Regions from separate parts of the Mus musculus genome. Here region 2 is linked to region 1. A link is a loop called in an ENCODE intact Hi-C map of the cell type or tissue named here. Cell type or tissue: left cerebral cortex. All regions are shown on one strand. Links, peaks and the distances in the headings refer to the core of each region. The heading gives the core; the rest is flanking DNA.

Region 1 (2,920 bases), core at 257-2,756:
AGAAAATAGGATTATCTGGTCCCTATCCGTTCTTGTGGGACAGTTTCATGTATCAAGTCATTTCCTTGAAGCAACTTTGGAGAAACAAAAGGAGTTGTTTTGTTTTCTAGTAATATTACTGTAGGGCTGGCTGACTTCATGCTGGATCTGCTGTCATCTTGAACATCGTATCACAAAGTTTCGTTGACACACAAAGCTCAGTTCCACAGGGAACACGAGGCTTTTAGTCCCTATCTGCTGCTAACTGGAACCATCCTTTAGATTTTGAAGCCTACTTCACTTCATCTACTGAAAAACAAGGCCCTTGACTCTAGAAAGCTCTCATCTCTGTGCACATCTTTTTTAAACTGAGCACCTCAGTGTACAAATTAGAGAAATCTCTAAGATTTGGAGGGACGGTGGTTCTGGGTTCACAGATGCCTGCTGTAGCAGATGCCTCTCAGATGTTATATCATTTGTTCTTTGAAATTTTAAAAAGCATTTCACAAGGAAAAAAAATTTAGGGAACTATATCGAATAACTCGACCAAGGGCACGTAGCAAGATGGCAAATCGACTGCTATTTTCCCTTTAAAGTCTGAATTCTTTCCATTCACCAGGGTCAATCCCTACCCTTTCCACATACAGAAAGAGGACCTATATCGCATGCCCTTTATGTGTTAGAAACCATCTAGATCTCCTTTAATACTCAAAACAACTTTAAAAAAAGATTACATTTGCTTCAAATATTTTCACTTTTTCTCAAACAAAAATGGAGTTCCATTCTGATATTCATGTTCACTGGTCGTTGATATTTTTATCTATTTGCCTAACAAATTCGTATTGTACTCATCCTCTTTCCCTTCCACTATTACTTCTTCCCAGGGTCTCCCTTTGCTTTACAGACAAAGCTGACAGAGACACAAAAGAATGCAGAGTAGACAGGACAGCCAACAGCTGACCCCAGGTCTCTCCAGGTCTCTAATATGTTTCAGATGTAGATGTTAACGTATGGTTTATTTTATTGTCTGTCTTCCTCTAAAACAAACTTGTGTGCATTCGACCTGCAACATGCCCATGCCAAGAAAAGAATGCCAACATGGAATTAGCCTGCCAGCAGAAAGGAAAGCAAAATTCCCCATTTGATTCCAAACTAGATGAGTAACCAGTGAATTACTGAAGAATATTAATTAATACATAGTCACCAAATGGAATTTAAGTATTAAAATGCATCTTCTGTCTTTGGAGAGTTTCACACAGACTGAAGTTAAGGCAGCTTCTTGTCATGACTGTGTTGAGAGCTGAGGGGTCGATATGTGTCTAACCTGTGACTGACAATGACTGGCTTGCAATCACTGTACGCTGTAATCAATATACTCAATGGGTAATATGTGCTCACTCACAAGCTGTTTTAGTTAATTAAAAAAAAAGGCTCCCCATTCCCCCAATATTGTTATTTTTAAATGTCAAGAATCAGATGTCTGCCGTTGGGAACTGTTGTACAGCTGCCAGTGACTGCCTGTATCAGGGCTTGGAGCAAGAGCATGGATTTGAAGACATTAAAACTGTTTAATTCTCAGCTGAGATGTGGTTGGCTTTTGTACATTTGGAATAGAGCATTTATGGCACACCTCAGGGTAAGTGCTAATAGTTAAGTAAACAGAATAGGCTTGGGGGAGGCTTGTTTTCTTTTTCTTTTCTTTCTTTTTTTTTTTAAGTAGAATTCTTGGTTGTGTTTATGCCTCTTTCTATAAATGTTCTATGCAGAGTGAGTGGCATATTAAGCCATTCGGAAGAGAAAGGTTTTAGATTTCCAACTGTTTGCCTAAGAAGAAGAAGAAAAAAAAATCCCTTCGAATCTTGTATTTAGCATTCATCCTTCATCCAGCGGCAGAAACAGGAAAGGGGAAGGGAAACCTCTCCCTCTCCGTGGAAGTAGAGAGACACACAGAGGGAGCGAGCGAGAGAGCGCAGACAGGATCGAGGAAGCCAGAGCTCTCAGAGATGAAGCTGTAGGCAACAAAATGATCGACCTTTTTAAGGCTGAGTGGGTTTCTTCAGTTTGCGTGCAAGTTTCCCGAAATGGAAGGACTGACCAGGTTTGGGTATAAACAACTCTTTTGTTACTTTGTATCTGATGGATGAGAGCTGCTGCTTTGGAAGTGGTTTTTGCAAAGGCAAGAGCGTAAGGAGAGTTTCAGTTGTGCTGTTATTTTCTTTCCTCTCTGTAAGCAATGCTTAGTGTGTCGGGAAGAGCTAACAAACTAATGGATGTATAGACGGTGTGAATCAGGTGGGGACATCAGGTGCCTAGAAGTCATTCTGCCTGGGGGCTTCTTGAAATCCTGCTTCCTGTGGTCTTGTTGAGTCTGATGAGGGACTAGAGGATGTAAATGTCTGCTGATTGGAGTGTAATCGGTCATTTTTCTGACCAAGAATCTTCAGCGCTTTATCTTCCTTTTCAGAATTTAATTCTCTGGATGATGGGATTGTTGTTGCTGTTGTTGTTGTTGTTGTTGCTGCTGTTGTTGCTGTTGTTGTTGTTTTGGAGCAGTTTCTGTTTTTGTCTCCTCTGTTGTTTGCATGATAGCCCGCAAAGATCCCTAAAGAAACATTCCCAGCAAATGTGAGCTTAGGATTTTATTTTAAAATGCAGGTACATTTATTTTTCAAATCTGTCTCAAGACTGTTTCCATCTTTGCCTGGTGGGAGTTTTCTTTTTGTGACTGAGTTTTTTTCTTTTCTTTTCTTCTTTTCTTTTCTTTCTTTTTTTTCTCATCTGAAAACTTAAATTATACTGCTTCAGATTTAACTATTTTATATCAATTTTATAACACTGCAATTCTGCTTATGATGTGAGTAGTTGATTTGCTGGCTGCCTTGTCTAAAAACCTTGTCAACCACATTAATAATTTTTTTTTAATTTTTAATTTGTATTGCTA
Region 2 (2,920 bases), core at 137-2,636, 46 kb before region 1:
AGAAAATCCTCACATTCAAATGCTGGAGAGATGGCCAGCTTTGTGCACTTCCTAAGGTGAGCTGGTAATTTATGTGACAAGAATCCAGGCTCCCGAATGTCACATAAAGAATGGAATTCTACTTCTAAACAGTCTATTCTAAGGGATGAAAGAATGTATGCAAATATTATCTGTAGAGTGTCTCACACAATGTTTTCTGAGAAACTCTCTGTGGAATAACATAGGGCAGTGCCATGGTAGACAGTGAAGAGTCATCACACAGAATTTGATGTTCATCTGAGAGAACAAAATATTTGGGTTTCTCCTGCTAAAATATACATATGGGGTAGGCTAGGGAGATAGCCCAGTCAGTAATATGCTTGTCACATAAGTGTGAGAAACTGAACTCAATCCCCAATGTGCCTGTAAAAAAAGCTGGAAGTAAGGACATCCGTTTGTAATCTCAGCACTAGAGATGCAGAGACAGGTGGATCCCCGGGCCACACTAGCCAGCCATCCTACTATAGTCAGCAAGCCCCCAGTCCAATGGAGACTGTCTAAAAGACAAGGTGGATGGCTCTTGAGGAACAATACCCAAGACCTTCACACATACACACACACAAACACATACATACTCACACACTCGTGCACACATCTCCACACAAGCACACATAAGCACATACACATACCATATGGATAGAATATGTTTGGGTGGCTTTTTCCTCCCCACGGAGAGAAGAGTATTGAGAATGGATAGTGCTTCTTTCTGTCTTCCAAACACCATACCAGGACACAAGGTGGCTTGTCAGAGCCCTTCCACTCTCTTTACGGTAGAAAACTCCAAATGTAGCTTTCTTTGACTTTCGATTGTAACCTTAGCTGGATTGAAGGCTTCTAGCTTCTGATTCCGAAGCAGCAAATTGACCTAAAGACCTTACTGGAATGACCAGGACTGTGAGGGTCTTTGTCAACTTGTTGCAAACTCATGCCACATCCAAGAAGACAATAACACCATATTAACCTTGGACTTCAAGGTCCTGCTTAGATTAGGTAACAACCTTCCTTTTTCTCTGAAATTCCTTCCATCTAAAAATGGAATTCTATCCCATAAAAAGGCCATATTTTTTTTCTGGTAAACACATGGCATAACTCAGAAGACTGGGTGAGAACCTACTGCCTGGAGCCAGTTTGCCTATGTTTATCCCAGGTTTTAAGAACTGCCTGCAGCTTTGCTGTGGACATGTCCCTCCTCCTAGCTCAGTCTCTGTCTGTAACAGAGCAAAGGGTGACTGTGTCCTCCAAAACATTACCAGTGCTAATGACCAAATGCATCTGAGGTCCCTGGAACAATGCCTGGTGCACGGTAGCCCTCATCGGCATCCTCCTCTGGTTATTCTATTTAGGGTTGTTAGTGGATCTTTTTTTTTTTTTAATTTCCTTTCAATCTGGTCTGGAAATGATAACTTAGAGTGGTCTGTTCAATCTCTCTTTTTAAAAAAGATTTATTTATTTTATGTATATGAATACACTGTAGCCATCCCCAGACACACCAGAAGAGGGCATTGGATCCCATTACAGATGGTTGTGAGCCACCATGTGGTTGCTGGGAATTGAACTCAGAACCTCTGGAAGAGCAGTTGGTGCTCTAAACTGCTGACCAATCTCTGTAGCCCCAGTTCAATCTCTTGTTTTGAAAGCCCTTTAGAAGTACACTAACTGCACCTAACTTGATGAATTCCAAGAGCCGCAGTGAGTGCCTTAAATCACAGATTGCAGACTGTATATGGGCACTGTGGACTTTGCCATAGGTAACTGGATAACTAATACAGCTAAGTGACTGCAGAGTCACTTAGTATATGCAAAATGAACACACTAGGGAAAGGGACAGGTCAGAGAGACGGAAGGACAAGACCACATGACATGTCCCCATGCTTCTCAGAAACACATCAATTTAAAAGTCAGGAATTGTTTATAGACTTTTTTTTCAGTCAATATGTTCAGGCAGTGGTGTACTACTGGTAACAGAAACTGTACAACAGAAACTCACAGGTAAATGTAAGTTGTTATATTTTTTTAAAGAGCATTACAAGGGTTTTTAGCATGGCCCCTGGAAAAACAAATGCATCTTTGTGTTCGAGCAGACTTTGACACTAACATGATATCTTCTTTTTTTATTACGTATTTTCCTCAATTACATTTCCAATGCTATCCCAAAAGTCCCCCATACCCCCCCCCACTTCCCTACCCACCCATTCCCATTTTTTTTGGCCCTGGCGTTCCCGTGTACTGGGGAATATAAAGTTTGTGTGTCCAATGGGCCTCTCTTTCCAGTGATGGCCGACTAGGCCATCTTTTGATACATATGCAGCTAGAGTCAAGAGCTCCGGGGTACTGGTTAGTTCATAATGTTGTTCCACCTACAGGGTTGCAGATCCCTTTAGCTCCTTGGGTACTTTCTCTAGCTCCTCCATTGGGGGCCCTGTGATCCATCCAATAGCTGACTGTGAGCATCCACTTCTGTGTTTGCTAGGCCCCAGCATAGTCTCACGAGAGACAGCTATATCTGGGTCCTTTCAGCAAAATCTTGCTAGTGTATGCAATGGTGTCAGCGTTTGGAAGCTGATTATGGGGTGGATCACTGGATATGGCAGTCTCTAGATGGTCCATCCTTTCGTCACAGCTCCAAACTTTGTCTCTATAACTCCTTCCATGGGTGTTTTGTTCCCAATTCTAAGAAGGGGCACAGTGTCCACACTTTGGTCTTCATTCTTCTTGAGTTTCATGCGTTTAGCAAATTGTATCTTATATCTTGGGTATCCTAAGTTTTGGGCTAATATCCACTTATCAGTGAGTACATTTTGTGTGAGTTCCTTTGTGAATGTGTTACCTCACTCAGGATGATGCCCTCCAGGTCCATCCATTTGCCTAGGAATTTCATAAA

What was found. Peaks named below come from ENCODE experiments on the same cell type or tissue, not always from the same donor. Only the 100,000 strongest peaks of a DNase experiment are listed, where the experiment ranks them.
Region 2: it touches region 1 in a loop (2.4-fold over the local background); 3 of 42 quality-filtered maps call a loop at or near these places.

What each region holds. Positions count from the first base shown.
Region 1 is chr17:70,520,186-70,523,105 of GRCm38, forward strand. All of the region lies in intron 2 of Dlgap1 (DLG associated protein 1), which reads left to right. Among named protein-coding and RNA genes, the nearest start is that of Gm46581, 85 kb to the right of the region's middle. In left cerebral cortex, for the core only: no CTCF peak of the experiment used is centred there; DNase peaks (open chromatin) are centred at 1,443 and 1,981; H3K4me3 peaks cover 1,844 bases; H3K27ac peaks cover 2,500 bases.
Region 2 is chr17:70,474,458-70,477,377 of GRCm38, forward strand. The region is part of intron 1 of Dlgap1 (DLG associated protein 1); the gene reads left to right. Among named protein-coding and RNA genes, the nearest start is that of Dlgap1, 51 kb to the left of the region's middle. In left cerebral cortex, for the core only: a CTCF peak has its summit at 1,522 (motif pointing right); a DNase peak (open chromatin) is centred at 1,237; H3K27ac peaks cover 1,316 bases.